Linked DNA regions of Homo sapiens: all the other regions are linked to region 1. The links are chromatin loops, found by intact Hi-C in ENCODE. Cell type or tissue: heart left ventricle. All regions are shown on one strand. Each heading gives the region's core, and the rest is flanking DNA. Links, peaks and the distances in the headings are about the cores only.

What was found. Hi-C counts contacts between places; a loop is a spot of excess contacts. Peaks named below come from ENCODE experiments on the same cell type or tissue, not always from the same donor. Only the 100,000 strongest peaks of a DNase experiment are listed, where the experiment ranks them.
Region 2: a loop joins it to region 1, with 4 times the contacts of the local background. A loop is called at or near these places in 8 of 110 quality-filtered maps.
Region 3: it touches region 1 in a loop (2.6-fold over the local background); 8 of 110 quality-filtered maps call a loop at or near these places.

Annotation. Positions count from the first base shown.
Region 1 is chr14:104,576,523-104,586,114 of GRCh38, reverse strand. It overlaps C14orf180 (chromosome 14 open reading frame 180), which reads right to left and starts at 6,351. Exons shown (of 5, transcript NM_001008404.3): 1 at 6,112-6,351. In heart left ventricle, for the core only: no CTCF peak of the experiment used is centred there; DNase peaks (open chromatin) are centred at 3,254, 3,874, 4,954, 6,344 and 1 weaker place; H3K4me3 peaks cover 3,104 bases; H3K27ac peaks cover 5,324 bases; H3K27me3 peaks cover 2,377 bases.
Region 2 is chr14:104,717,243-104,726,834 of GRCh38, reverse strand. INF2 (inverted formin 2) reads right to left here. Exons shown (of 23, transcript NM_022489.4): 23 at 4,300-8,040. It overlaps ADSS1 (adenylosuccinate synthase 1), which reads right to left and starts at 2,606. Exons shown (of 13, transcript NM_152328.5): 1 at 2,373-2,606. The coding sequence starts at 2,564. RefSeq lists enhancers at 859-1,559, 4,356-4,855 and a silencer at 2,390-2,799. In heart left ventricle, for the core only: CTCF peaks have their summits at 1,624, 2,893 and 3,107 (motif pointing left); DNase peaks (open chromatin) are centred at 1,646, 2,724, 3,094, 4,634 and 2 weaker places; H3K4me3 peaks cover 2,508 bases; H3K27ac peaks cover 5,492 bases.
Region 3 is chr14:104,705,004-104,714,595 of GRCh38, reverse strand. INF2 (inverted formin 2) reads right to left here. Exons shown (of 23, transcript NM_022489.4): 6 at 8,420-8,561; 7 at 7,545-7,686; 8 at 6,594-7,343; 9 at 6,009-6,160; 10 at 5,864-5,925; 11 at 5,213-5,315; 12 at 4,891-4,976; 13 at 4,408-4,508; 14 at 3,589-3,659; 15 at 3,410-3,517; 16 at 2,897-2,967; 17 at 2,043-2,163; 18 at 1,604-1,768; 19 at 1,287-1,389; 2 more. Among named protein-coding and RNA genes, the nearest start is that of ADSS1, 14 kb to the left of the region's middle. RefSeq lists a silencer at 5,719-5,868 and an enhancer at 7,554-8,144. In heart left ventricle, for the core only: CTCF peaks have their summits at 5,541 and 5,759 (motif pointing right); a DNase peak (open chromatin) is centred at 5,768.

The DNA.
Region 1 (9,592 bases), core at 1,134-9,133:
CACCCTCGATGATTGGGTATTCATGAGGGTTGCATTTTAGTATTGTCATTTGCAATGTTTGGAGGTCATGGATAAGGCTGCAAGAAACATCTTTGCTTTGTCTCCTTTCGGTAGCGGGAAGCCCTGGGGCTGGGGACTGGGAATTGTCAGGGCTCTGAGACCGGGTCCACAGAAAGGCTTCCCAGAGGGTCATGCCCACCTTTTTGGGCTGGTGCTGGTGGGGCGCCCCTGGGCTCCTGGGGGCCCACCCCTCAGCACGGCTCACACTCTCTCTCTGTGTCTCTCTCTGCACCGCGCCCCCGCCGATTCTGTGTCTCTATCTCTCTGTCTCCATCTCTCTGTCCCCCTGCCTCTCTCTGATTCTGTCTCTATCTTTCTATGTCTCTCTCTCTGTCTCCATCTCTGTCTCCCTGCCTCTCTCTAATTCTGTCTCTATCTCCCTGTTTCTGTCTCTGTCCCCCTTCCTCTCTCTGATTCTCTCTCTATCTCTCTACCTCTATCTCTGTCTCTCTGTCCCCTCCTCTGTTGCGCTGGTTGCTTCCTGGCTGTGAATGGCGCCTCCTCGCCTCCACCCCCGTGTCTTTGGCGGCAGAGGCTGTGCTCTCCTCATTCGTGCTCACCGGTGGAGCCCCCCAAGTGTGAATTTTCTCTCACAGCCTTGGCAGGGTTCTTGACTTTTGGGCACTCCTCCCTACAGAGGGGTGCAGTGCCTACCAGGCATCTGTGCAGGTGCAGGTGTCTGCCTTTCAAGGGCTCTGGGGGTGATGAGCCTGCCTCTCTTGCTTCAGGTCGGGAAACTGAGGCCAGAGGGGGCTGGGGCTTCCCTGGGAGCTGATGCCAGGCCAGGTCCTCCCTGCCCTGCTCCCAGCTGGATAGGGGGCAGTGTGGGGACCTCCTGCTGCCCTTCAGGTTCTCCCCTGCCCTGGGGTCCTTGGAGGGTACTGCCGCCCCTGCCCCTCACAGGGCAGGTGTTTGCATTTCCTGAGATGCTTCCCTGGCTCCCCGTGGTCCTCCAAGGACCCTGCCCCCAAGGGCTGAGAAGGGGGAGGGTGAGAGTGAGGGGCCTACATGGTCCTCAAGGATAACTCCTCCAGGGTCCCCCAAAGGGATGGGTGCCTCAGAGGTTCAGGGCAGGCCTGTGGGAGGAGTGGTTTGGGTGGATACTGCAGTGACTCCAGCAGCCGTGTGCCGTCCTCTACAGGAGATAACAGGGTGGCCATGACCACCTCCCCAAGTGGGCATAAATACTGCAGACAAGCAGAGTGCCCTGTTAATGATGTCTGGGAGGACACTGTCTGGACGGGTTCAATTATTTCAAAAGAGAGCAATTTTCTGCTATCGCCGGATCAGGTTTTTATTGCAAATAGGGTTGTGGCAGGAGCCGGCCATCCAGGGGGGTGGCGGGGAGGGGCGGCTTATCTTCAGGACCTGCTCTCAGAGAGTGGCTGTGGGAGAGGTTGTGCTTGCAGGCCCAGCTGAGCTGGGGCCCCGTCTCCTGGGGCCAGGTCACCTGGAATGTGGGCTCTGCGTGATCCCCAGGGTTAGGGAAGCCACAGAGTGCCAGGCCTGTCCTGGTGTTTTGGGGATGCTGCCTGGCAGGGCAACCTTGACTGCCTGTCCGTAGCAGGGCTGGGGCTGGAAGGGCTCTCTGGATGCCATTGACTCAGTTTCCACCCTGGGTGGGATAGAAACTCTGCTAAAGCCCAGGGTGGGGTTGGGGGTGGAGCAGAGCCCCCCAGTGACCTCTTGGACCCAGAGCCCGGGCTCTCCCACTGCCCGGCGGAAGGAGGCTTGTGCATTCGGGGTCATTTCCTGGGGCTGCACGGCCTGGGGCTGGCTGGCGTGCCCAGGGCCACAGCCCCTTGCCAGGCGACCCTGCAGCAGCATTCCAGGGGGCCCAGCCAGGTTCACTCCTCATGGGGAAACAGGCCTGGAGAGGCTTGGGCCGACGGAGTCACGCAGGGATGCAGGGCTGGACGCAGTCTCCCCCAGCTCCTGCCAGCAGCTCTCGCTATTCACCCCTCCTTGGCCTGGGGTCTGTCCAAGGGATGGTGGGAAAACAGTGTGTGTGTGCACGTGTGTGAGTGCACACATGTGTGAGTATTCCCCTGAGTGTGCAAGTGTGAGAGTGGGCACGTGTGTCAGAGGGCATGAGTGTGCACGTGTGGGGTGTCTGTGTGTGTGAATGTGTGCATGGAGGTGTGGCTATGTGTGCATATGTGTACTTGTATTTCTGTGCGTGCATGTGAATATGCATGTGTGTGTGTGTCCATGCATGTGCCCGTGTGTGTGTGTGAGTGTATCTGCGTATGTGTGGGTGAATGTGTGTGTGTTTGTGTAGAGTGTATGTGAATGTGCAGGCGTAGGCAGTGTGTTTGTGAGGGTGCCTGGCTGTGGCATTAACCATCTGTTGCTGAGCAGCATAACTTGGGGAGGACGCGACTTCGCCTTCTGGGGCACAGAGTTCTGCCGGAATGTGGACAGTCAGGACTTCCTACGGGACAGCACCTCCCCCTCTTCAGGTGTGGGCTCCAGAGCACCTTGTGTGACCACGTGTGACCTTAGGCAAGTCTCCTAATCTGCCTGGGCGTTGGTCTGCTCAGCTGTGAAATGGGGGTGAGGAGAGCAGCAGCCTCTGCGGGCTCGCGTGAGGGTGGGAGTCAGTGCACAGACCCGAGTCCGCACCAAGCCTGTGCTCTGTGCCATCAGCCACTGTTGGCATCACTCGGGGAGGGAATGTGCCCAGGAACAGAGCTCAGGTGGCTCTGGCTGTGTCTGGACAGTCAGGACATCCTATGGGATGACACCTCCCCTCCGGGAGCCCTGGGGCCCTCTCCAGAGATGCACCTTCCCCTGGGCCACGCTCTGCTCCCAGGCAGCCTCCCTGAGCCCTGAGGTCCCCTCTCCAGAGATGCACCTTCACGTGGGCCACGCTCTGCTCCCAGGCAGCCTCCCTGAGCTCCGCGGTCCCCTCTCCAGAGATGCACCTTCACGTGGGCCATGCTCTGCTCCCAGACAGCCTCCCTGAGCCCTGCCATCCCCTCCCTAACTGGGCTTCACGCTTCCCCTTCTGGAAGAGAGGTCTGGCTCAAGTCCTGGGCTCTGTCCTTCTTTGGCTCTGTGACCTCGGGTAAGTGGTGTGACCTCCCTGGGCCTCATTTTCCCCAGTGGAAGCAGGGAAGGAGTGGCTCTGGCATGCTCGGCAGGTGGGGGCGGGGAGGCCTGGGGCCTCTGGCAGGGACAGTGTGTAACTGGAGGCCTCGTGACAGATGGGAGATAAAGGGCGGAAAATAGCTTCAGAGCCTGGACCTGTAAGTGTCCCGCTAGGCCCGCTGCTGGGGAGGGCGCGTCCACCCGAGGGGACTCTACCCCCACTCTGGGAACAGGAACCCCATGGCGCCTCCCTTGGTGCTGGGGGGCTGGGGGGTTCTTACCAGCTCCTCTACTGAGAGGGGGCACCGAGCTCCCTGGCGGAGGGGAAACTGAGGCCCAGAGAGGGAGAACAGCCTGCCAGGTTTCAGAGCCTGGGTTGGGACAGAGGCGGGAGTCAGGGCCCGGAGCTCCCAGTTGTGGGCATGACCAGCCCGTACTGCTGGTGGGAGGTGGGGCCATGAGGGCTGAGGCCCAGGACCTTGGTCTGGGGTGTGACCCTCCAACAGTCTTTGGGGGTCTAGCCCAGTACCCCAAAGACCCCACCTCATCTTGAAGCTGCTGAGAGACGTGAGGGCACTGATGGAGCCCAGCGGCCGTGGCAGTGCCGAGTCCCTCCCCCTCGAGACCAGCCTGCAGTGGGGCGTGGGGGCGGGCCAGTGGTTCTTGCCTGGTTCTGTGGCTTGGATAACGCCAAGCTCTGGGGCCCAGCCACTGCTGCTCCCTCCCACTCCTGCCCCGTCCTCCAGGACGCCGCCCGCTGGCTTCCCGCCTCCTCCCAGGCTGCTGCCTCTGCCTGGCCCGTGCCGCCCGCCCTTTTGCCCACAGCCCACCTCCTGATGTTTCTCTGTCCTCCCTGAGGGTTCCTCGGGGCGGGCAGTGCCCCCCATGCAGCAGCTGGCTCGTGAGAAATCCTGACATCCCACCCACCCCACATGGGAGGTCCTTCCTCGGCTCTGAGCGTGCGGCCCCACACTCCCGGCTCACCCCTCGCCTGGCACTGCCCTTCCTCGGCTCTGAGCGTGCGGCCCCACACTCCCGGCTCACCCCTCGCCTGGCACTGCACCCATTCACACGGCAGCCTCACAGCCTTCCAGGGGCAGAGGGTCCCGGGGCCTGAGCGAGTGCAGGCTGGGGCCAGGCTCCCTGTTTCCCTGTTCCAGGTGCAGCCTCCCCCAGGGCAACTCACTTGGGAGCTGGAGACAGGGGGCCAGGCTCCTGGGAAGCCAGAGACCTCCCTGGGAGAAGCTGGAGACTCACAGCCCCCACCCCCACCACTTACACACACACACATACATACTCTCTCTCTCTCTCTCTCTCTCTCTCTGCCCCTGCCCACCTGGGCTCCTGCTGGTGCTGTACCTCCGGGGTGGCTCAGGCCTGATCAGCCCCGAGATCCACTGGCGGTCACAGCCTCGCTGTCGCAGGGTGTGAACCAGAGCTGTTGCGGCTCACAACCAGCTGAGAAGTTTCCATTACGGCGACACTGAGCAGTGGCCTCAGCGGCCCTGAGGGCCCCGGCTGACTTGCTGCTCTCGGGACAGCCCGGTCCATGGGGAGGCCGTCAACCACGGGCTTGGTGGCCCCAGGAGGAGCTGGGCCTCCTCAGTCTCCCAGCACCTTAGTAGTTTGGCCACAGGCCTAACCCAATGGCCCTGGGGCTGCAGATGCAGGTTGTGCCTTCTTCCGGTGGAAGAAGACTGGGACCATGGACACTGCCTCGCTGGCCTTTCCTCTGCAGGGCGGAGGCAGAACACAGCCAGGCGGGGTGGCTGGGCTCCTGGGAAAAGCCTTGGCTCCCAGCCCAACGCTCACCACTGGAACCACGCTGGCAGCTCCCCAGACAACATGCGTTCTCGACTTAAGTAAGAGGGAGAACTTGTGGGGAGGCCCCTGGCTGGGCTGACCGCCCACTGGGCTTGCTCAGGTGCCTGCAGGCCCTACCAGGTAGGAACAGGAGCAGGAGCTGCCTGGTGGCCCCCTGAGGCCCCTCTCCATGCCTAGATGGGCCCTCACATCCCGAGGTGCAGTTAGGGCTCGAGGTAGCAGCAGTACCGGGTGATGGCTGCTCATCTGCTGGGTGCAGGGGCCACCCTAGGCCTCGAGAGCTCCAGACAGACAGGGCGGGGGACCCCCCCAGGCCCTTCCTCCCATATGTGGAATGGGGGCTGTTTGCCAACTGTCCAGGGCACTGCAAAGCTCAGTAGTGCCCAAGAAATGGCGTGGCGTCCAGTGCTGGGTGGGGGTCCCATGGCCACACAGGGCAGGACAGGGATTCCTTCTGACTGACGGCTCAGAAAAGAGCCAGTTCTCAGGGATTCCCAAACACTGAGAACTAGGCTTCAGTTACTGGAGTAACGAATCCATTCCTGCTAGGCTGGGCCTGCGTAGACTTGCCCTCGGAGGATGCCCCCCACCAAGGCCCTTCAGGGAAGGCTGGCTGGGTTCATGCCTGGCACGGCTGCCTGCATTCCCCTGAGAGTGCAGCCCCTTCTCCCACTGCCCAGGCTGTTTCGCGCAACATCAGGTGCCCTTTGGAAGCTCCTGTGTGGCCAGGAGCACCCCCGCTGCTAAGTTTGAAGTGGCCGTGTTCCCTGCTTCCCCCAGAGGCGGCCTGGCCTCAGTGTGGACACAGGGCCGGCCTGGGACTGTCTCCGTTTTAGGGAAACCATCAGTCCCAGGAGAAGGGGGAAGGGTGGCCACTCTGGAGCTTGTTCAGGTCACTCAGGATCATCAGTGTGTGCTCTGCCCAGTCTCTGCCCACACCTGCTGCCCAGCTGGGGCAGGTTCCCCACCTGCACCTGCCTTTGGCAATCTCTCCGCTCTGCCCAGTCTCTGCCCACACCTGCTGCCCAGCTGGGGCAGGTTCCCCACCTGCACCTGCCTTTGGCAATCTCTCCGCTCTGGCATCTTCATACCCAAGCAGGAAGTGAGCCCCCTCTCCCTGGGGCTGGAACTCACCTGGTTCCCTCCTGGCTCCCCGAGGGACAGAAACAGGCTCTTCGGGATCTCCCTGTGGGGCACAGTCCAGTGAGGTCCTGGACCCTCTTGGCCGGCAGCACCCCTCCCAGGCCCTTGAGAGTTGAGCCTCGGGCAGAACTGCAGGGCACACAGGTGAACGGGCCAGGCCCGCCCAGGCCTCCTTCCCGAGGGCTCTGATCTGGAGGCGCCACCGCCCGCTGGCAGGGCCGGGTCTGTTGTGGCCTTCGTCCCGTCTCCAGCCCTCTCTGCTGGATCGCAAAGCTGGGCCAGCTGGCAGCGGCCAGGCTATAATTACCTCTCCCCTTTGGCAGAAATAGCAGTGAACCCGAGGACAGGCCGCTGGCCCCGGAGCAGAAGGGGGTGGCTGTTTCCCAGGCCCCCGGTGGACAACAGACCATGATTTCAGATAAGACCAGAGTTTGCTGCTGTTCCTACCCCTCCCGGCCCAAATGTGCCCCCTCCCAGGTCAATTCCAGAGCTGTGCAGCTCTTGGAAAAACCTATGGATTGGAATTCGGGGCAGAGTGGGAGAGGGAGGGCACTGTGGGGCTGCGGGAGGTGAGGTGATCACAGAGTCCAGCCTCCAATAAGACCCTGACCCAGCATGGGGCCTCCGTGGTGGCGAGAGTGCCCGCCCTGCCCCAGGCCCCTGTGCCCCTGTGAGTCCTGACCTGGGGTTGCCAGAGGGAGAGGCAAAGAATGGGTCCCAAGCTGCCGTTTTGGGGCACACTGGCCGACCCTCGATATTGCCCTGGCAGGAAGGGGCAATGTATGGGTCAGTGAGCGATGGCAGGGGTGAGGGATCAGCCTTTCTCAGGGTCTGTCCTGGGTGGGCGTCCAACTGCCCTGCCTGGCGCTGCTGAGTCTGCCCCTCATTTGTAGGTGAAAGTGCAGCTCAGAGAGTTGAGGCACCCTGTCCAGAGTCACACAGCCCGGAGGTGGTAGCCTGGCTCAGGCTTGGTGGCCCGTCCTCGCCAGCCCCCCCGTCTGCTGGTGCATGTAAAGGCAGGTCTGAAAGAGGCTGGTGAGGGCATCACTGGCGCAGGGCACCACCACATGTGGGCAGACCCCTGCCTGGTTTGTGGGGCTTTGACCTGTTTCAGGGGACTGCTGGAGGAGGTGTGGAGAGACCCGTGTTTCTCCATTAGGAATGGGGGTGCATCTCCCTTGGGTAAAGCTACAGGACCCCTGGGAGCCCAGGGTGTGCCAGGCTGGGGGACAGTGTGCACAGAGGGTGACTGCTCAGGGCCAGCCGTGGGGCTGCATGGACACAGAGTCCTGGAACCCACCGTCAGAGCATGAGCAACGCAGCCACTGGGATGGGGTTCAGCAGACCGGCCCTCCCCTCACTGCCGTCTTCAGTACAGGGCATGGGGGAGCAAACTTTTCTCTTACAGGGCCATATGGCACACAGTGCGCTCTGTGTCTACACAAACGGGGTGGGCCAGATTGGCAGGAGGGCCTTGGCTCGCTGACGCTTGTTCCAGGGAGAGCACTGAGGAAGGCTGGGTGGTCCTGCTGGCAGTCTGGCTTCCTGGGAAGAGTGAGGTCCTGTAGCCAGACAAGACCCTCTCCCGCCTGTGCCCAATCTGGGCGCTTATCCTTGGCTTCCCAGGGCTGGAGCTGCTCCTCCCAGATTTCAGAGGTCAGGCTGCACTGCCCGAGGTCGGGGGGCTCCGGGACAACTCCTTCCTGACCCTTCTCATTGACAGAGGGGAGGGAACGGTCAGCCCACAGACCTTGGGTGCCGCCCCCTCTCTGTGCTCCCTGGAAAGGCGATGCGGGCTGACCCTGTGGACATTCGCTCTGGGTAATTTATTAGTGAGCTGATGGCTCGGCTCAGGGCTCAGGTCCCAGCGGGGTCATATTTCCGGCCGTATCTGATAGGGCTCGGCTGCACCCTCCTCGCCTCCGTCCATTGCGCCTCACTCCAGCCTGGGCTCTGCAGGGCAAGATAAGGCTGGCCCAGGGGAGTGCTGAGCTGCCGGGTCCGCGGAGGGTCCCCAGTGCCTGTGCCAGGCAGTGCCAGGGAAGAGCCCAGTTGTGTCAGGCCTGCCTGCAGCCGGCAGGTGGGCACATGTGCCCACGGGCAGTGGTGCCAATGACGTGGTGCCCAGGTTTGGGCCCAGCTCTGTCACTGTTCAGCCAGGTGACCTCCGCCACACCCTCATCTCTCCCCGGGAGCTGGGAATGATCGGATGCCCCACCCTCCCCAGATCTTTGTGGTGCACCCACCCTGAGCAGTGCCCCGGGAACACAGCAACTAAGGCCAGCTGTCATTCAGCGGGAGGGCGGAGCATGTCCAGTGGCTGGGCACTCCTGAGCGCTGGGAAAGTCCAGCGAGCTGGCTGGGCTGGGCTGTTTCCTTGGGGTGGTCCTGGAAGGTGGCCGGGGTGGAGTAGGGCGGCACGTGGGAGTGGAGGCTGCAGGGGCTGGAGATTGTGGCTACTCTGGTCATGGCCACGTGGTGCTGGCCTAGACTCCCAGCTCTCCCTGGACCATGGTCTGGCTGGAGTGCGGAGAGCCCTGGGCCTCAGCATGGCCTCATACATGGCTCCAGGCAGGGTCGGGGGTGGGGCTGGAGGGTGTGGAGGCCCTAGGCTGACCTGGGCCAGAGAAGAAAGGGCCGGTGGGTGGGGGAGATGGGGGTGGGGTCCACAGCTGGTTGAAGCAGAAGGACCCCAGGCACAAGAGAGGCCAGCGTTGGCCCAGGGGGTGGGAGTTGGCCGTGGCCCTCTTGCGCAGAGGCCTGGAGGCTGGCCCTTCCCCTGTCTGGCATACAGCCCGGGGGGAAATTCGTGCAGGCTGGCCGACTGCAGCACCAGGGCTTGTGGTGGAAATGGGTCCAAAGGTTCTCCAGGCGTCTCCGGGGCTCAGGGCTGCACCCCTGTCAGCTGAGGCTGTCCTGAGCCCAGCTCCCTCTGTGGTAGTGAAAACGCCCAGCTGAGGCTGTCCTGAGCCCAGCTCTCTCTGCTGCAGTGGGAATGCCCAGCTGAGGCTGTCCTGAGCCCAGCTCCCTCTGTGGCAGTGAAAACACCCAGCTGAGGCTGTCCTGAGCCCAGCTCTCTCTGCTGTAGTGGGAACACCCAGCTGAGGCTGTCCTGAGCCCAGCTCCCTCTGTAGCAGGAGGAACGCCGGGCTGAGGCTGTCCTGATCCCAGCTCCCTCTGCCGTAGGGGGAACGCCCAGCTGAGGCTGTCTTGAGCCCAGCTCCCTCTGCTGTCGTGGGAACGCCCAGCTAAGGCCGTCCTGAGCCCAGCTCCCTCTGGGGCAGTGAAAATGCAGCTGAGGCTGTCCTGATCCCAGCTCCCTCTGCTACAGTGGGAATGCATCTTTGTAGCTCTCGTCTCTGCAGTGGGTCGTCAGCTGCTTCATGACCACAGGAAACCCCCTGAGAGGGCTTGGTTGAGGGTCTCCAGCTGGGTGGGGACGGTGGCTGATGGGGTCATGAGAGGCCCCATA
Region 2 (9,592 bases), core at 1-8,000, 140 kb before region 1:
CCTGGCAGCCAGCCTGCCTCCCAGATGCGGCCCAGCCCGCTCTGCCCACGGCGTGCACTTTGACCACCTGGACCACTCGGCCCTCGCTCTGTCCTCTGCTCAGCCCCTTGAGTGAGAGGGTGAGGTTTGGCCTCTGTGCGCCTGGAGACCCCCATGTCGGGTACCTTCATCTGGCTTCAGGCATCCACACTCCAAGTAAGAAAGACGCAGTCTTCCCTGGGGAGATCCAGCCAGACCCTCTGCCAGCCTCTGACGACATGGGGTGGTCAGACATGGTGTGCACAAGAACAGGGGAGGTGCTGGGAGCCCGGTGGTAGGGGAGAACCCCCACCGCTAGGAGGAGAGATGGGCACTGTGAGGTAGGGGTCACTGAGCACTTGCAGAGAGCCTGGGGCTGGGGCCCCAAAGAAGACCAGTCCCTGACCTTCCCTTGCAGAGCGGCGCCCCGCTGAGATCCAGCTCGGTCCCCGCACTCGCAGGTGGGGACAAAGGGCCAGGCCCTGGGCTATCATGGTGGGCACGTGGCACCAGTGAGGGCTCCAAATGTGGCAGTGACTCATTCCTCCACGCCTGAGCCTCTGTTCCCCTGTGAAGGAGCTCTTCAGGATGATCCTGCCTCACTGGCTCGTGAGGAGGCTGCAGGGGGACAGGTGTGGGCTCCAGGGACAAACCTCTTTTATTCCCACTCACTTGGAGAGCCAGGGGCTCCCTCAGGCTATAGGGTGGCCTGGTGGGGGTGGCCTGGCGGGGGCAGCCTGGTGGCCGGAGTGCGGGATGGGCTCCAGCCTGCTGCATCCTCCGTGCTCCCGTGTGCAGCTGCGAGTGAGCGGGGCTGTGGGGGGACTGGGTGGGGGGCACAGCAGGGAGTGCCCAGATCCAGAACCATCTCCACAGCTGGGAGCGCGGAGCCAGGTGAATGCTGTGTACAGCACCTGTGGGGGCCCCAGCCCGCCCTGCAGAAGTGCATGGCGCCCACCAGAGCTGGCAGCTCATAGGGAGGGGCCTGGGCCTCACGGGAGCAGAGAGGTCTAAGGAGGGTCAGGGGCCGGGGCTGCCCCACGCTGAGGGCGCCCTGGAGGGTGAAGAGCAGTAGAGCGCTGGACATGCCCCCTGGCGGCCCAGGACAAGGTGGCGGGGCAGAGGCAGTGTGGAGGGAGCATGGGCTGAGGACCACCTCTAGGACCTGGGGGATCTCTGGAGCGAGGGATGTGCTTGCCTGCTGCTTAGGACGGAGAGCAAGGGGGGAGGTCCCCCACTGTTCCAGGAAGAACTTTCTAGGAAGCCACAGTCCCTTCCGGCAGGAGGGGCTCGGACAGCCCTGAGCCACACAGGGTGCTGGGCTGACTCCCTTCGTCTTGGGCCCCAGCCCTCCTCTCTGGAGCTCAGGAAGGAGGCCACAGAACCCGGAGAAGGGACGGTGCGGGGGCCCTTGTTCCATTATTGGCAGCAGCCCCAGGCAGGCTCCAAACCCCAGACGCGTGCATCCCAAAGTTGACCCCTTTGTGCCTGGAGCTGTAAGTCAGCCCATGGGCAGCAGACTTGGCTGCCCTGGCATGGGGCATGTAGCCCCAGGGTGGCGGCCCGAGAGAGTGCCCAGTGTGCAGCTCAGTCAGAACAGATGGGGGCGCTGAGAGCAGCTGCCGGCTGGCAGAGGCCCAGCCCTGGGCCCTGGGGGACAAAGCAGGTCTGGCCTCCTCGGTGGCACTGCCAGCCACGGGGTCACCCTGGCCAGAAGTCTGTGGCCCTCCCTCTCCCATGTCTGGCTAGGATCGTCCCAAGCACCCTCCCTCAGGCGCGGCCCCAATTGCCCCCCAGGACGGCCTGGCCCCCTTCCACCTCTGCCTCTCCTTGGCTGACTCACCGGGGTCACCCCCACCCAGCAGGCAGCTTTTACCCCCTCCACCACCTGCAGACCTTGCGGGGAGCCAGGTAAGCCCTATCCCAGACCCAGACAGGCCCCAGGTGATCACTGTAAATGAGGAAGGGGGGTGTCTTGGGGGTCCTCAAACCATCCTGGGGCTGGGTCCTCTGGTTCCCCCATGGAGGGTCCAGCGTCACACCCATGGCATGCGCCACCCCCTAAGGATCGGGTGTCCCCAACTCAGCGACTTGTATTTATAGCTGTGCCCTGGCCCGCTGCCGGGGTGGTGGAGTAGGGGTGGGTGGAAGGAGGGCGGTGTGTGTGGGTCGGGGGTTGTGTGAGTGGTGCGTGTGCGTGCGTGGGTGGGGTGGCCCTGGGAAAGGTGCTCCCGGAAGGAAGGCATCCAAGCGGGTGAGTGACCGGCCAGGGCATGGGAGGACAGGGGCCGTCTGGGTCGGGGGAGGGGGGCTCGCTGGGCGGTGGGGGAGGGACCCGGCGCCCCAGCCCGCACCTGGCAGCGGCTGATGATGTCGGCGTCCGTGGCCAGCAGGTCCACCACCTTGCCTTTGCCCTCGTCCCCCCACTGCGCGCCCAGCACCACCGTCACGCGGGAGCCGGTCGCCGCCGCCTCCTGCTGCAGCCGCCCCCGCTTGACGCCGCCTGCGCCGGGGGGCCGGTCGTTGGAGGCTCGGGTCCCCGACATGCTGGCTTGGCTCTTCCGCTGCGCTGGCCCGGCCAGGAGCCCGCCGCCGCCGGCGTCCGCGCCATTAAATGGAGCCGGGCCGGGGCAGGGGGCGGGGCAGGGGGCGGGCCGGGGGAGGGCCAGGGCGGGCGCAGTGACGCCCCGGTGACCTCCGGCCGCCACATCCCCGCCCCCTCGCCGCTGCCCGGGAAGCCCAGTTGAGTCTCGAGCACTTTAGGGGTGAGGGGCCGCACGGACCAACGGCCAGGCAGGCAGATGGCCTGGGGAGCCGCCCCCACGAATTTGCCAACGGAGGCAGTTTCTCGCTAGCCCGTCGGGGACCAGGGCTTGTGCACCGCGACCTCACCCCCCACCAAGCCCTTGCCGGGCCCAGGACTTCGGGGTTCCAGCAACTGCAGGGGTGGTCGTTCCCTCCAGGGAAGGAGTGCGGTTTGCAAAAGGGGAGCTGCGTCCTGCACCCCACCTAGAGGGTCCGCACTCTCGAGGAGCGCACCTGCCCCCCGTGGAACCCCGAGTGCCCTGGGCGCGGGCGCGCCCCCTGGCGGCCGCGAAGAGCCGCGCAGCGCGTCCTCTCCGAGGACTTTGTGTCCCCGCAACTGCCCGCACTTCTGCCCCACGGCAGGGGCCCCGCGTCCCGCCCGGGCGCGCTGTGGCTCGGGCCTGGCTGTAGCGAGCAGGCGGGCTCCAGCATGGAGCTCCGGCCCTCAGCACCCAAGTCTGGGGTAAAGGGACCCATCCTGTCAGCGTCACCTGGCTGGCATGGGAGCAACCCCCAGGGATGCACGCCACCGTGGGGCCCAGGTTCCCAAGAGGTCCCACACCAGACCTTCCCGGCCCAGCCTGTGGAGGGACTAGGCCCCAGAGGGAGGCGATGGTCTGCGAGGCTCCCGTGTTCCCGGCTGGTTGTCCTGTCTCACCCATCCCGCCCCACCCCTCCCAAGTAGATGAGGCTTGGAGGAAGCCAGCCCTGGTGGCCAAGAGAAGGGTCCTGGGGCCCCAAGGGCGGAAAAGAGAATCAGGTTCTTGCTTCAGAGCAGGGAGGCGGGGTCCTTTGTTCCCTCCCTGACGGCTCTCAGTTGCCAAAGAGCCTGGAGCCACGAGGCCCCTTGGGCTCAGGGCAACTCCAAGGCTAGTGACAGGGAGTCCATGGAGACGGGACACTCCCTGTGAGGAAGGAGTGGAGCTTGGGCCTGTCACAGCAAAGGTCGCTCACACTGAGTTAGTGATTCAGGTGCAGCCAAGGACACCACTGCCCACCCCTGCCTGCAGCCTCCCCACCCCTCCTCTCTTGGCACCTGACCGTGCCCCAGCCTGGGGGAGAGGGGCTGTTTGAAGCCTGGCCTCCTGCCCCCTGCACCCATGTCCCCAGTCCCCTCTTCTTCCACTGGGCACATCGACACTTCCTCTCCCTCAGCATCCTTGCGGGGAAAATGCCGTTGTATGGGTTCCAAGCAGTCAGTGGGGCCTCAGTGGAAAAGCAGTCTTCATGCATGAACTTCCTAGTGCCACCTTGGGGGTGACAGCTGGTCGGGGGTGAACAGACCACCGGCCCCAGCTTGGGAAGGGGCTGGAGCAGGGTTGGAGGGCTCTGAGATTTGGCAGAACCTGGAGCCTGCTGAGAAGGGGCTGCACCTGAGGGTGGGGCAGTGGGTCTGGGGGTGTCAAGGAGGGAATTTGGGGCACAGCAGAGAGCTGTGCAGGTAGGGAAGAGGCAGACTGCAACAGGAGAAACCAAGAGCGTCATGGAGGTTTGTTTCCAGATGAGAGAAACCGACAATGTTAAATGTCCACCAGGAACCACAAAGTCCCATCAGACAAGGAGGTGCTGCCAAGGCCTGGGGGGGGCCACCAGCTCTGAGCCCTTCCTGGGGACCCCTGGGGCTCTGGGCTAGCAGATGTCAGATAGAGGCTTGGGGGACTGGGGGACATGCTAGACCACCTCACTAAGGGGGCTTGGACTGACCCTGCAGAGGCGAACGCTAGTGACTCACTGACTTCTCCAGGCCCGGACTATAAATAGCCACGGGCCCGGGTAGGGGCAGGGAGTTGGGGCTTTTCTAAAAACAGTCCTGCCCAGGCCCAACAGCTGGGGCCCCTGCCAGTCACACGGCTCAGCCCGAATTAGAACACCTCCACCCCTTACCCCCCACAGTGGGCCTGTCCCCAGGTGTGGGCAGCACGGGAGCCACCGAGCTTGGGGCCATCCATCTGGGCCCTGCTGTCTCGATGTGTGACCTTGGGCAAGAACGAGGGTGCATGGGTGTGTCCACCTGTGGGTTCCACTCTTTGGGGGCCACACCTCCCAGTGGGACCATCGCACACAGTGGCCCAGGACACACAGACACCCACAGCCACCTGCATACACGCGTGCAGCCACGGAGCCTCGCCATGCAAGGCACCCCCAGAGCTCCTGTTGGTTTTGGTTCCTTTGCTGGCTGTAGCCCACTAAACTGACTTCTCATGGAGCACAGAGGAAAAAGAAAAACCAGGCTCCAGGAAGGGCAGCTCCTCCTGTCACAGGGTCCCCAGTCCCACCTCTCCAGGCAGGAGGGGCGATGGTCTCACTTGCTGCAGATGACCTTGTAGGTGACCCCACCCAATACTCCATAGTCCAGTTTTACTGGCAGTTCTGTGGAGGGTGGGGAGGGGGAGGAGTGGAGCTATTTAACTGAAAAACAATAGCATGGATGGGAATGAAAAATGGTGCAGCTGCTTTGGAAAACAGTTAGGCAGTTACTTAAAAAGTTAAACATAAACTTAGCGTGTCGCCCAGTTGTTCCTCCGCTACGAATCTACCCCAGAGCAACGAAAACTCGCAGCATCCACATGAGACTACACAGACGTCCACAGCAGCATCCACACGAGGACGACGCAGACGTCCACAGCAGCATCCACACGAGACTACGCAGACGTCCACAGCAGCATCCACACGAGGACGACGCAGACGTCCACAGCAGCATCCACACGAGACTACGCAGACGTCCACAGCAGCATCCACACGAGACTACGCAGACGTCCACAGCAGCATCCACACGAGGACGACGCAGACGTCCACAGCAGCATCCACACGAGACTACGCAGACGTCCATAGCAGCATCCACACGAGGACGACGCAGACGTCCACAGCAGCATCGAGGACGACGCAGACGTCCACAGCAGCATCCACACGAGACTACGCAGACGTCCACAGCAGCATCCACACGAGACTACGCAGACGTCCACAGCAGCATCCACACGAGGACGACGCAGACGTCCACAGCAGCATCCACAGGAGGACGACGCAGACGTCCACAGCAGCATCCACACGAGGACGACGCAGACGTCCACAGCAGCATCCACACGAGGACGACGCAGACGTCCACAGCAGCATCCACACGAGGACGACGCAGACGTCCACAGCAGCATCCACACGAGACGACGCAGACGTCCACAGCAGCATCCACACGAGGACGACGCAGACGTCCACAGCAGCATCCACACGAGACGACGCAGACGTCCACAGCAGCATCCACACGAGACGACGCAGACGTCCACAGCAGCATCCACACGAGACGACGCAGACGTCCACAGCAGCATCCACACGAGGACGACGCAGACGTCCACAGCAGCATCCACACGAGGACGACGCAGACGTCCACAGCAGCATCCACACGAGGACGACGCAGACGTGCACAGCAGCATCCACACGAGACTACGCAGACGTCCACAGCAGCATCCACACGAGACTACGCAGACGTTCACAGCAGCATCCACACGAGACTACGCAGATGTCCACAGCAGCATCCACACGAGGACGACGCAGACGTCCACAGCAGCATCCACACGAGACTACGCAGACGTCCACAGCAGCATCCACACGAGGACGACGCAGACGTCCACAGCAGCATCCACACGAGGACGACGCAGACGTCCACAGCAGCATCCACACGAGGACTACGCAAATGTCCACAGCAGCAGGATTCACAGAAGCCCCAAACTGGAAGCAACCCAGATGTCCATGGACAGAAGAGCAGACAAACAAAATGTGGTCCCTGCATGCAATGGAATGTGCTTCAGCCATGAAATGGAATGAAGTCCTGATACAGCCTGCCGTGAGGATGGCGCGTGAAAACAGCCGAAGGAAGCCAGGAGACATGCATGACATCTGGAGCGTCTGGAGTGCAGGTGAGTGGCTGCCAGGGCTGGGGAGGAGCACGGGGAAGGGGTCGGACTGATGGGTGCGAGAGGACTTCTTGGGGTGACGGAGAGATTCTCAAAATGGATCATTGCACAAACTTGATCTGCTGGAGAGCAAACACCACCGCAGCACACACATAACCAGGGAGTCTGGTGGTTTGTAAATTACGCCCCTGTAGAGCTGCACCCATCTCACCACTGTTGGATGCGGTTCACCACTGGGTCTGCCCTCTTCTAGATGTTTCTTACTGCCTCCTGAGGGCTCCAGGGACAGCCCCTGGCCTGGGGGACTGGGGGACCCTCAACAGTGAATGCTCACACGGTGCCTGGGGGCCCAGGGACCCCTCAACAGTGAGTGTTCACACGGGGCCTGGGGGCCCCTCAACAGTGAGTGTTCACACGGGGCCTGTCCAGCGCTCACCATGTTTGTGGGAGCCCACGTCCACCGCCCACTCCCGCAGCCTCTGAACACGACAGTCGCACACCGGGCTAGGTCTGCTTTTTATTGGCCACGCATCCAGCCGCCAGCCTCAGGGCACACACCTGGCAGGGGGCAGGCTCGGGTAGGCTGCCCTCGCTGGGTGGGCAGTGAGGGGGCAGCGGCTGCTGGGTGTCACCCTGCAGCCCCTCAGGTGGACCTGTATTGTCCCCAGGGCCTGCCCACGCTGGGCAGCTGGCACTGGGAGGGGTTTTCTGTTGATGTGATGGCCAAGTTTCAGCTGCAGGGCAGAGGCCTGGCAGTGGCAGCAAAGGCAGACCGCCCCCCACTCCAACTTCAGGGGCTGGACATGCTGGAACGGGGGCCAGACCCCATGGGAGGGGACCCTGGCCTGCCATGGCACTGCCTGCCAGCTTACCCCTGCCCAGGGCCCCCAACTCAGCCACCTCCAAGCAGTAAAGACTTGCAAAGCATTGCATTTTGATTAAACCTTGCTGGGCTGAAGGGCAGGCAGAGCTGTGGTGGACACTGGCAGGACGCAGCACCCCCCGACTGGCCCTTGGCAGGCTGCACCGGGCGCATGCGGGTGTGGGCCAGGGTTGCCTTTAGGAAGCAGGTGGGAGGCTGGCACGTGCAGGCGGTCCAGGAGGGCACCAGGCCTGGCAGGGCACTGGTGCCTGTCGGGTTCCCAGCCACAACACCCCAAGAAGGCTCCAGGAGGGCCCCGGCTGGGTAAGGCACGGAGTTTTGGTTTCCGGGGCCCAGTCCCAGCCTGGCCCCCAGAAGAGCCTCTCTTGGCAGAATGGCAGCATGTCCTGTGGCCTGGGCTCTCTCACTTGGCCTTGGGCCTGGGCCTGAGGCCTGTAAGAGAGAGAAAAAATGACATTATTAGGAGCAGTTTTGCTGGGTACAATATCAGGTGCCCGCTTCTGGGTGCCCAGGTCCCTGAACCCCTCATCGCCACTGTCCAGCAGGTTGTGCCATGCATCGCAGGTCCACTCTGACCCCAGGCTCTTTCTCTGGAGCAGCACAACTTATCTAGGTGGAAGGTGCCGGGCTGGCCTGGCCAGGCTGGGTTTTGGCAAGGCGTGGCAGCCTGAGCCTGTCTCCTCTCTGCTGAGATAGGGAATCTCTGTGGCCTGTCCCCCACCCCCTGTCTGAGACCCAGGCTGCACTCTGTCCTTACTCATTCATCCCCACTGCCACCCCCTGCAGCCCTCCATTGCTTCCACGTCGGGCCCTGGGCCCCACACGAGGACCCCAGCAGCGCTTTCTCCAGTGGGCTGCTGAGGGCGCTCAGCCCTGCCCCAACAGCTCCCGCCACCCAGACGGCCCCCACACATGGCCCCACAGGCCTCCTGCCCCCAACGCCCTCTTCGCTTTCTGGTCCAGGGGCCCTCGATGGCCCTTGTCTGAGTGTCACCCCCACTGCCACCACAGTGCCAGGTGGTGTCCCAGCTCCCCAGTGGGATGGCCCAAGCAGGGTTTGAGAACCACTACTCTAAACAGACAGCAAGAAAACAAAAACTATCCAAAACAATCACTCAAAGGAGGGTCTCAGCACCATTCCCCACTCAGGGAACCTGGAGAAATGGCCAAGACCAAGGCCCGTGCAGGGATGGGGGGATCAGCAAGTCTGGGGTGAGCTAGGAACAGGGGCTTGTGCCAAAGATGGGAAGCGCTCAGGGCCCCCGCTGGTCCCCATCAAATGCACGGCAGTGGCAGTGAAGGATTACTGCACGTTCAAAACTCACGTGATGGAAAAAGGGAGGGGAGGGGGGAACGCTCGGACGAGGGGCGGCGAACACAGAACCGCGCTGCAGCGGTTGGTTCCACAGGTCACCACCGGTGCTTATTAACCAGACAGCGTGGTGTTCGTGCAGTGGAGGTTCAGAAACCACCCCCGCAGCCGTGGTCAGCGCTGCTGCCACAAACGTCCCCACCCAGCTGGGGAGGACATGGCATCCCTTGGGGTAGAACTCCTGCCCCAAAACTCAACCTGGACCTACTTGGGGGCGCAATCAGGCAAACCCAAAGTGAAGTTATCTTCCAGAACGTCAATGTCATACAAGACAAAAAGGGGCAGGAATGTTCTAGAACAAAAGAGACTGAAGTGATATGATAACCAAACACAGCATGTGACTCTGGATACAATCTTGTTTGCAAAAACAACAAAGCAACAACTAGAGAAGGAATTATTGGGGCAAGTGGCACATCTGCACTGGGACCGAGTATTAGAAGCATGTGGACGTGAAGCGCCCCACAGCGGACCCTGCCCGGGGGGGACTGGGAGGACGGCAGCGCACCCTGCCCGGGGGGGCGGACTAGGAGGACGGCAGCGCGCCCTGCCCGGGGGGGGGACTGGGAGGACGGCAGCGCACCCTGCCCGGTGGGGGCGGACTGGGAGGACGGC
Region 3 (9,592 bases), core at 932-8,931, 130 kb before region 1:
CCTCGGCCTGGAGGACGCCCAGCAAGGACGTGGGATCCTTGGCATCTTGCCTTGAACTTCCGGCTGCAGGGGGCTGGTTGCTGGAGAACTTGAGGGGCTTCAGGGCCTGAGCATCTCCCAGAGTCACCGGCCAGGCCCCCTCCAAGGGCTGGGGGCACTGGGGATCCTCAGTGGTTAGGACATCGCTGGCATCCACATACCAGGAAGAACGCCTCTCCAGGGGCCGTGGACCACCCTCCTCCAACTGCTCCAGGGTGGGCTGAGGGCCGGGGGTCACGGCGTCTACAAGGTCCCAGCCCCGGGACTCGCTGGCTGTTGTAGCATCAAGGCCGGGCTCAGAGGCGGGACAGCGCGTGCTGCCCACGGGATCTCCTGCAGGGTTACTGGTGGCCACTGGATGGAGGGACACACCAGTGAAGGGCAGGCACCCTGCCCCCGAGCCAGCCCAGGTGCAGCCTCCTCCATTCCGCTGTCTACCTGAACGCCCTGCAAAACCTCCTCCCCAGAAAGCCTCCTCTGATGTCTCAGAGCAGGACCCGGCCTCAGCGTCCTTGGTCTGTCTACACTGTGGCAGGGTGGGGGACACTGGGCCATGCCATTCCCAGCACCCTGAGGCAGCCACCCCAGGAATGGGGTCCTCCCACCAGGGCCTTGCCGCCTGCCTTTCCTGCCACCTCTAGCACCCTCTGAGCCCAAGGGCATCGGTCAGTGGGCCTGGCCTCATCTCTCTGGAGCCCAGCGGGCTGGACTGCTGCTTCAGCACTGAGGGCAGGGCCTGCGGTTACAGTGGAGGAGCTGGAGTGAGTGGAGGGAGGGATGAGGGCTGAGCGGCCACCACCTGTCCCCTCGGCTGTCCCCAGTCTTAGGGGCCTCCAGGGTGGCCCAGGGAGAGGAGAGGGCTTTCCAGTGAAGTCAGGAGGACTTCCTGGAGGCACAGGGTAGGGACAGTGGCAAGGGGACCATGAGGAGGCAGTGGGAGAGGGTCTTACCAGGCTCTGTGGCTCTTGGGGGATCCATGGAGGCTGCCTTGCTGCCCCCGTCGGTGTCCCCGCGGCCCCGGGCTGTCTTCCGCAGCTGGAAGCCCTTCCTGATGTCAGCCAGCAGGGCATCGATGACACACACCTCCTCCTGCTTCCCGGGCCCCTTCCTGACTGAGGAGCGTGGGGCACTCAGAGAGCGGCATGGGACCCTGGAGCCCACCTAGAGGGCTGGGGGTGGTGGGGAGGCTGGAGCACAGACAAGGATCCCAGAGTCACCCCCTCCCCGCCCAGCCGGCCCAGCCTCACCAGGCTTCCCGTCCTCTCCCCGAGGCCGCCGCGCCTCCTCCTCCGCCAGCTGCTGCTTCCTCCTCTCTGCCTTCGCCGCCTGCTCCTTCCGGTCCTTGTTCTCCTGCACTGGCAGATGTGGCCCCGTCACCCCAGCGTGGCATCCCTCAGGGGCTCCATGGGCCTGGGCGTCCCCCTCCCTGAGCCGCAGCAGCGCAGGGCCCACATGGCTGTGTCGGCCCGACGAAAGGTGCCTCTGCCCATCCTGCCGGAGGAAGGCCAGGGGCCTCGGGACCCCACTCTAGCCAGACAGGCTGTGTCCCGCCGGGCTGCCCCACCTTCAGGGCGCGGAGGAAAAGGTCCCGGAAAGCCTTCATGGTGCTGAACGTGTCCTCCAGGGACAGCTGCTGGGCGTCCTCACACAGGTAGTCGGCCAGCTCCCGTTGCTTCTGCTCGATGGCCTCAAACAGCTCATCCAGTGCCCGGAAGGCCGAGATGCTGGCCTGGGGGCAAGGGCACGTGACAGTCCCGTGAGAGCCCCGCGCGGGCACCACCCGGGGTGAGGCCCTGAGTTGCGGGAGGGTGACGGCCACAGGGACAGGCCCTGAGGACGGTGGTCTCTGACAAGGAGCAGGGGCCTGTGCCCTGACCATGCACACCTGGGGAAACTCGGGCCCCAGGATCCACCCTGGAGCCAGGAGACAGCACAGCCACTCGCCCAGCTCACTCTATCAGGGCAGCCTCTCCCGCCAGCCCCAGGCCCAGGTGCCCACTTGCCTGGAGGCGCTCGGTGTACTGCTCCTGGACCTCGGCCACGGAGGCAGACACCTTCCGCTCGGTCTCCAGAAGCTTCTTCAGGTTGGAGCTGGCCTCTGAGCGGATGATCTCCAGGTTGATCCTGAAAGGTGAGGAGGGCCGGGCAGAGACAGCAACGGCTGACGTCAGCCTCGCTGGGACAGGGGAGCCCCTCCCCTGCACCCCCCGGCACCCCACTGTGCACCCTGCAGGCTGTACTCTGAGGCTGCACGTGCAGTGTTGGGGTTGAGTGCCTGTTCCAGCTGACCCTCAGCCCCCTGTGAGCATCTGGGCGGGGACCCTAACGGTCAGCCTGTCCTGCTTGCCTAGTTCTCCCCAAGGCTGAGCAGCTCCTGAGCCAGAGAACCTTCCAGGGCAGGTGGAGCCCGGGAAGAACTCCGTGCTAGGGGCCCGGACTGTGTAGTGGGGTGGCCCAGGCTGCCCTCCTGCCTGGGTTGTGTGACCCAGGAGGTGACACTGCTTTCCTGGGCCTCCGTTTCCTCATCTATACAATGAGGGAGGCCCGAGCCTGCTCACGGCTGTCGTGAAGGTCCACCTTGTGAAGGGGCTGTATTAGACCTGCCCGTGGTGTGACCCTGACCTGGCCAGCCCTTGCCCACTCTAGGCCTGTTTCCTCGCTTAAGTCAGAAGGGGATAGGCCACGGCAGACCCGGTCCTGTCCCAAAAGGGAAGTGTTCTATTGGGCAGGGCTCCGTGGCGCCGGGGCTGCGCTGCAGCTGTGAGACCCAGCCCTGGCGGGCAGCCACCTCACTGCCTGGGGACAGAAGTCAGGCCCCCACCTGGCTGAGGTGGGCGGGCTGGCAGGAGCTACCTACCCTGCTGCTTGCGAGGGCTGTTCCAGGTCCCGGGGCAGCTGCAGGAGGTCGGGGTGGCTCTTTTCCGCTTCCTGCAATGGGACACGTCCAGTGAGATCCACTGTGGTCATACTCTCCACCTGGGGATGACCCTGTTCCCACTCCCCCAGCTCTAACCCTTAGCAATTAAGGTCCAGAAAACCCCCAGTACTCCAGACCCTCAAATCTTTCCCTTGGGCCTGGCTATGACTTTGTGATGTTTCTGCTTTTCCTAGGGACTGTCCCCCAGATCAGGGACAGGTATCCTGGGGAGGGACAAGGCTCGTGCAGGGGAGCCAGTGCTGCAGGAAGGAAGGGGTGCTGGGAGGGGTGGGGGCGTGGCTCTGACTGAGGCTGCTGGCTCTAGACGGAGCCCTGAGACAGGGAGACCGGCGGCCTGAGTGGTGGGCATGGGGGTATGGCCTCTACGCCTCTACACCCCAGGTCCGGGGGGACTTGAAGCCCTCCCATTATGCCCCCGCCACCACGGCCCACCTCCAGCACGTGGTGCAGCAGCGTCACGCGGTTCTGCTGGGACTTGGTCTCCGTGAGCTTCAGCAATGTGCTGATCTTGAAGCCGTCGGCGTCACCGGTGTGGCTGCCCTGGGAGGGGCAGGGAGTGAGTCTCACCAGCCCCTGGCACCAGGTGGGATGGGGAGCTGCCCCTGACTTACGTAGTTGAGGAAGTTCCCAATTCTCAGGATCAGCTGGCAGAAGATGGGCAGCTGGCGGCTGGTGAGCAGGCCTGCAGGGGCAGCCAGGGCTGGAGAGGGGCTCTTGGTTCGGAGCCCCCAGATGCCCTGGCGGTGGGGTGTGGTCCTGCTTGCCAGTGCCCCTGCACTCCCTGGCTCCTCCCCAGGCTCAGCCCAGCACCGGAAGGATCACAGGACAGGGCCTGGGGGCTGCAAACCCTCCACCGACGGGAGTGGACACCTACAGTGTGCCTGACAGACGTGAGCTGTGCCTCACTGGTCCGTACCTGTCCCTCTCCCTGCCCAGTGGCTGTGGCAGGTCCCCATGGATTCCCCTTTCAGAGATGGTGCCCGTGTGTGTGCACTTATGTCTGTACATGTATGTGAGGGTGTGTGTGTTGGGGGGGTGTGTACGTGTGTCTGTGTGTCCTGTGTGCATGTGTGTGACTGTGCTTGTGGGCTTGTGTGTGTGCACGTGCCCGAGTGGCGGTGTGCATGCGTGTGTGCACGTGCCTGAGTGGCGGTGTGCTTGTGTGTGCGCGTGCCGGAGAGTGGCAGTGTGCTTGTGTGTGTGCACGTGCCCGAGTGGCGGTGGGCATGCGTGTGTCTGTGCGTCCAGTAGGTGTGTGCACCGAGGTGGTGGCAGCAGGGTGGTTTCCGGAGTGGTGGTGAAGGCTGGCACCCTTAGGTGCTCTTAGCAGCCATTATGATACTGGCAGTAGCAGGGGCCCCGAGCAGCCCTCCCGCCCCGGTTCGGAGGCCTGTCCCTCCTGCACACGTGCCCCGCTTGGCCCCACTCACTTTCGCAGGCAGCCAGCACCAGCTGGGCCTTGGGCCGCACCATGTCCAGCACGGCGGCCGCGCCCTCACACAGCAGCATGCACTCGATTCGCAGCTGGTAGCTGGGGATGGCACAGACAGGGATCAGTGGCCTGCACCCCCCACCTGTCCCTGCCAGAGGGGCACTCAGCACAGGGCTCTGGCTTGGGTGGTGGGCAAAGGGAGGGGGTTTCCACCGCCTGCCCCATCCAACAGGCACCCTCCCGGGCCTGCGCAGAGCAGGATCCAATTCCTCCAGAGGCCTCCAGCCCCACACTTTGAGGGGAAGGACTGGGGGTGGGGCTCGAGTGATGTTTAGAAGCCCAACCGCTGCAATGCTGCTCCTGGAGCCCGGGGCAGCCATTGGCACAGCCTCTTCTCCTCCCTGGCTGGGCCCTGCTCCCTATTCCTGCTCTCCTCCCACCTGGGGCCCAGGCCCTGGGGTCTGAGGGCGGCCATGCTCACCAGGGAATGGCCAGCAGGAGGAGGTAGAAGTGGTCGGCGCTGGCCAGCTTGGCTCGCTCCTCTGTGAATGCCCGCAGGTTTTCAATCTGCCAGGAGGAGAACGGCATGTGGGATCCCCCCATGCCAGCTTCCCGCCCTCCCGGACTGCCCGCCGGGCTCAGCCCCTCCAGTGCCCATCATGGCTCCCTGTGGCTCACGGTTCAGGGCAGAGGTAGGGCTGGGATGCCTCCCTTCTCTGTCTCCCTGCTGGGAGCCCCCGGGACAGCCTCTCCCTTGGTTGGTGGCACTAACTGGGGGTGGGGTGTGGGGGTGGTCCTCTTACCTCGTGCTTCTCGGGAAGGAGCTTAAGGAGTTGTTTGAGAACCTCCACATCAAACTTGGTGGTATCTCCAGCCCGGATCATAGCAGCGACCTCCTCGTTGGAGCTGGAGCAGGGAGAGGACCGGGCAGGGGTGAGTGAATCATGAGTCACCCCCACCCAGCCTCTTTGGGACCCCACCTGGCAGGGTTTCCCCACGTAGTCATGGGGTGGCCAGGGCAGGGGGGACACAGAACAGTCGAGTTGTTGCCCACGGTCACGCGGTGAAGGGGACCCAGGCTGACTCCCACCCTCGCTACCCTCCATGGGCCCTGCTCAGGAGATGCAGGATGGGTCGGGTCCAGCCAGCTCCCTCGGGCCAGTGCTGGACACCCGCAGCAGGAAAGGACTCGGGGGCTGAGAGTCAGGGCCCACTGGTTTAGCCACTACTTGTCTGTGGCCTTGTGGGGGGAGGTCCCAGCGCTCTGTCCCTGGGAGCCTGGACAGCCCCTAGCTGGGGCAGCATGGGGCTATTACCCGCCTACAATCCTGCCTAGGGGATGCAGTGTGCACTTCCCATGGCGGCCTGCAGAGGGCACTGCTGGGCCCAAGTCAGAAGGCTCAGGTGGAGGCGAGGCTCCGTGGCCTGGGATGGGGGCTACCTCCCTCACTCACCACTTAAATTGCTTCAGGAAGATGTTGAGGTTCAGGCTCTTCTTGGCATCGAGGAAAGTGATCTAGAAAACCCCCCACCCAACAGGCTGGTACCGGAGGGTGGCCAGGCAGGCGGCCCCGGTCTGAGTCCCCTCCCCGTCCCCACCTCCTTGGGCTCCTTCCTGGCCCGGGGGGCCACCATGGTGGGCTCCTTGGGCTTGGCTGCAGGGAAGGAGAATAGTCGCTCGATGCTGGAGAAGTCGGGCTCCACAGCCTCGGCGTCGGGGCTGCTCAGGGACGCCCACATAGAGTTGTGCTCTGTCGGGTGGGGACACGGCCAGTGAGGCTCTCGCAGCCCCGGGGCCTGGCGATCCAGCAGGCAGGGGCTGGAGCCTCCCAGAGGGTCTAAAGGATGTCCTGCCTGGGGCCCAGTAGGTCCAGGTCCAGCGTACAGCAGGCACCCTACCTCCCTACCTGAGCACCTGTAGCAGGGCCCCAGGGCACCATGGCACCCCAGATGCACTGGCTCACGGGAGCATGTGGAGGGGGGTCCTCAGAGGTAGCCCCTGCCCTGCTCCTCCCCCGTCCCCACCTCAACCACAGGCGCCGAGCCCAGAGCAAGGGCCAGGCTGCCCTGGCCACGCACGGGCAGGACGCGCACACAAGTTCCATGTGCCACCTGCCCCTCTCCCCAGCAGAGACCAGCCCCCGTCCTAGGGGAAGCTTCCCTTGGGGGTCTGGGGACCCTCACCACGTGCCACGTTGGATGGCAGCTTCTGCCAGTTCAGCTTCTTCATGCGCAGTGTGGGTGGGTTCACCCGCCGATGGCTGGGGACCCATGCTGAGCCCAAGCCATGGTCCACCTGGGCCACGATGACCTCCTCCATGCCTCCCGCCACGGGGGGGCTGCAGGTGCAGGGCAGTAGTGGAGGTGGGGGTGGAGGAGGGCCCCAGCCCATACCAGGCAGCAGGGGTGGGGGTGGGGGCGGGCATCCCAAGCCCGGGAGTGGTGGAGGTGGTGGGGGCAGGAACTCACAGGAGCCTGGCAGGGGTGGTGGTAGAGGAGGTGCTGGGGGGGCCATGGCCCCCAGGCCTGGCAGGGGTGGGGGCGGGGGTGCTGTTGGGAGGGCCTTAGCCCCCACACTGGGCAGGGGGGGTGGTGGGGGAGGGGGAGGGGGCTCGGCACTGGAACCAGGGAGCAGGGGTGGGGGTGGGGGTGGGGGTGGGGTGGACGCCTGCTGCTCCAGGGCTCTGGGCTGCGAAACTTTCAGGATGCTCTCACTCTGGGCGTGGTCCACGGGCTCGCAGGCAGCAGCTGCTGCTGGCTGCTGGCCCTCCACGCTGGGCTTGGGGGTTGTAGTGTTTTGCGGGGAGCTGCCCCTCTGGCTCTGGTCTAGGTTGGCCTGGACGCTTTTATGGGCCTTGACCAGGGGGCTCGGTCTGGGTCGCCCCTTGACAGACAGGAGCCGCTCAACCACTTCCTCCAGGGTGCATTCCTGGGCTGCAGTAGGGGATGTCCAGGGTCAAGGGAGAAGGGAGCCGGAGAGGGAGGGATGGGGGCTTGAGGAAGAGGCAGGAAAAAGCGGCCACCTCCCCTGGGCAGAGGATGGGTTGGGGCCAAGGGCAGGCTCCCCCCCCCATGGTCTAAGACCTCAGTGTCTGCCCACCAGGCTGTGCCTACGCCCCTGCCCCGCCCCCTCACCATCGCTGGCCAGGAGCACGGCCCGGTTCACGAGGCTCTCCAGGGCCTCCCAGAGCAGCTGGCTGGAGCGGAGGGTGGGCTCCAGGTGCAGGAGGCCCTGCAGCACCGACAGGAGCTGGGCAGACACCGGGGAGCAGCTCACCTGGACGGGCGAGTGTGGGGTGCAGGTCAGCAGCCGGCCCCTCCCTGGTGGACTAAGGACTGTGGCCTGTCTGCCAGGGTGTCCAGCCCCATCACCCCCTCTATTCCCACGGATCCCTAGAGATGAGAGTTTCAGCGACTGTGGTACTGGTGACATGTGGGACTGTCCTGTGCATTATGGGATGTTAAACAGAACCACTGGTCTCTACCTACTCAATGCCAACAGCACCCCCTGCCCAGCCGTGGCAGCCAAAAATGTCTTCAGATGTTGCCAGATGCCACCTGGGGACACAACTGCCCCCAGATGAGAGCTGCAAGGTTCAGGGAATGAGGGGAAGGCCTGAGCTTGACGAGAATTCAGCCTCTTAGCCCCTCACCAAGCCCTGAGGCCTCTGAAGCCCACCTGATGGGGACTGGGCAGCTGGGGCCCAGGACAGTAAGGCCGGCTGTGGGCCGCACTGGTCTTTGGAGCCCCGTCCTTCTGGGTCCTGTGGCCCTGGCTTTGCCCCCAGGGCCCAGCCCGGCCCCCAGGCTGCCCGCTCTAGGCGCCACCTCCCTTTCCAACCCCTGGGTCCTTGCTGCTCCCTGGAGTCTCACCCCAAAGCTGGCACCATGGCCCAGGTCACAGCAGGGTCTGACCAGGGCAGGGAGGACCGTTCCAGGCCCAGCCTCTGGACCTCAGGGCCACAGCCTGCCCTGGAGGGCTGCCCTCCGCCCTGCAGCCCCCAGCCCACCTTGTGGAACAGGGAGGCAAAGACCTCCTGGTGGCTGCTCATGTCGACCCCGCCAGAGACTCGCAGCAGCTCCTCCTCGTCCTCGGCCTTAGCCTCCTCGAAAGCCTCCAGCTGGATCAGCAGGTCGGCATCCTCCAGGTCTCTGTGCAGGAGGGGCCAGGTGGGCTAAGCCTGCTGCTGCCACCACCAACACGCAGGCGGGGCAGCCTGGGTCAGCGCCAGTGTACCAGCCCCGCTCAGCCCACCTGGGACTCTGAGCCAGGCCATAGCCAGCTGTGGCTGACATGTGACCCACATAGCCAGGGATAGCGACCTAAGAGTGGCAGCTCCCAGGTCAGTGCCTTGCGCCCTGCCAGGCTGCCCCCGGGTCACCAGGCACCCGCACGCCCCTGGGGAAGGGGAAGGGCGAGTATGCCCACTCCCATCGAGTAACGTGCACCAAGGCCTGGGGAGGTGGCACACAATGGAACCGGGCCGTGACCTTGGGGGAGGGAAGGCCCTCCCCTGGGCGCTGCGTGACTACAGTGAAGACCACACCTGAGGTGGGTCCACAGGGCTGCATGGATACAGGAGGGGCGGGGCTCTGGCCTGAGCAGGAGGAAACTTAGTGTTCACTGGGCCTAGGACTTGCCAGTCATCTCAGTCTGGTCAATGAGCACAGCCCTCCGCAGGCAGGGCCGGCCCCCTTCAGCCCACACTGGTGGGGCACAGGCACCCATGTGGGCAAACTTTGCTGAGGCCATTTCTGTTTTTTTTTTTTGAGATGGAGTCTCGCTCTGTCACCCATGCTGGAGTGCAGTGGTACGATCTCAGCTCACTACAACTTCTACCTCCTGGGATCCAATGATTGTCCTGCCTCAGCCTCCTGAGTAGTTGGGATTGCAGGCACATGCCACCACGGCCAGCTAATTTTTGTACTTTTAGTAGAGATGGGGTTTCACCATGTTGGCCAAGCTGGTCTCGAACTCCTGACCTCAGGTGATCTGCCCATCTTGGCCTCCCAAAGTGCTGGAATTACAGGCGTGAGCCACCGCGCCTGGCCCCTGAGGCCATTTCAACACCAGGCATTCTAGCCCTGGGCTCCTCCAAGCTGATTTCCCTGGGTGTAAGGACACCCCCCTGAGTACAGTCCTGACTGAGGCCTGGATAGAGCTTCTCAGCTATGTGGGTTCC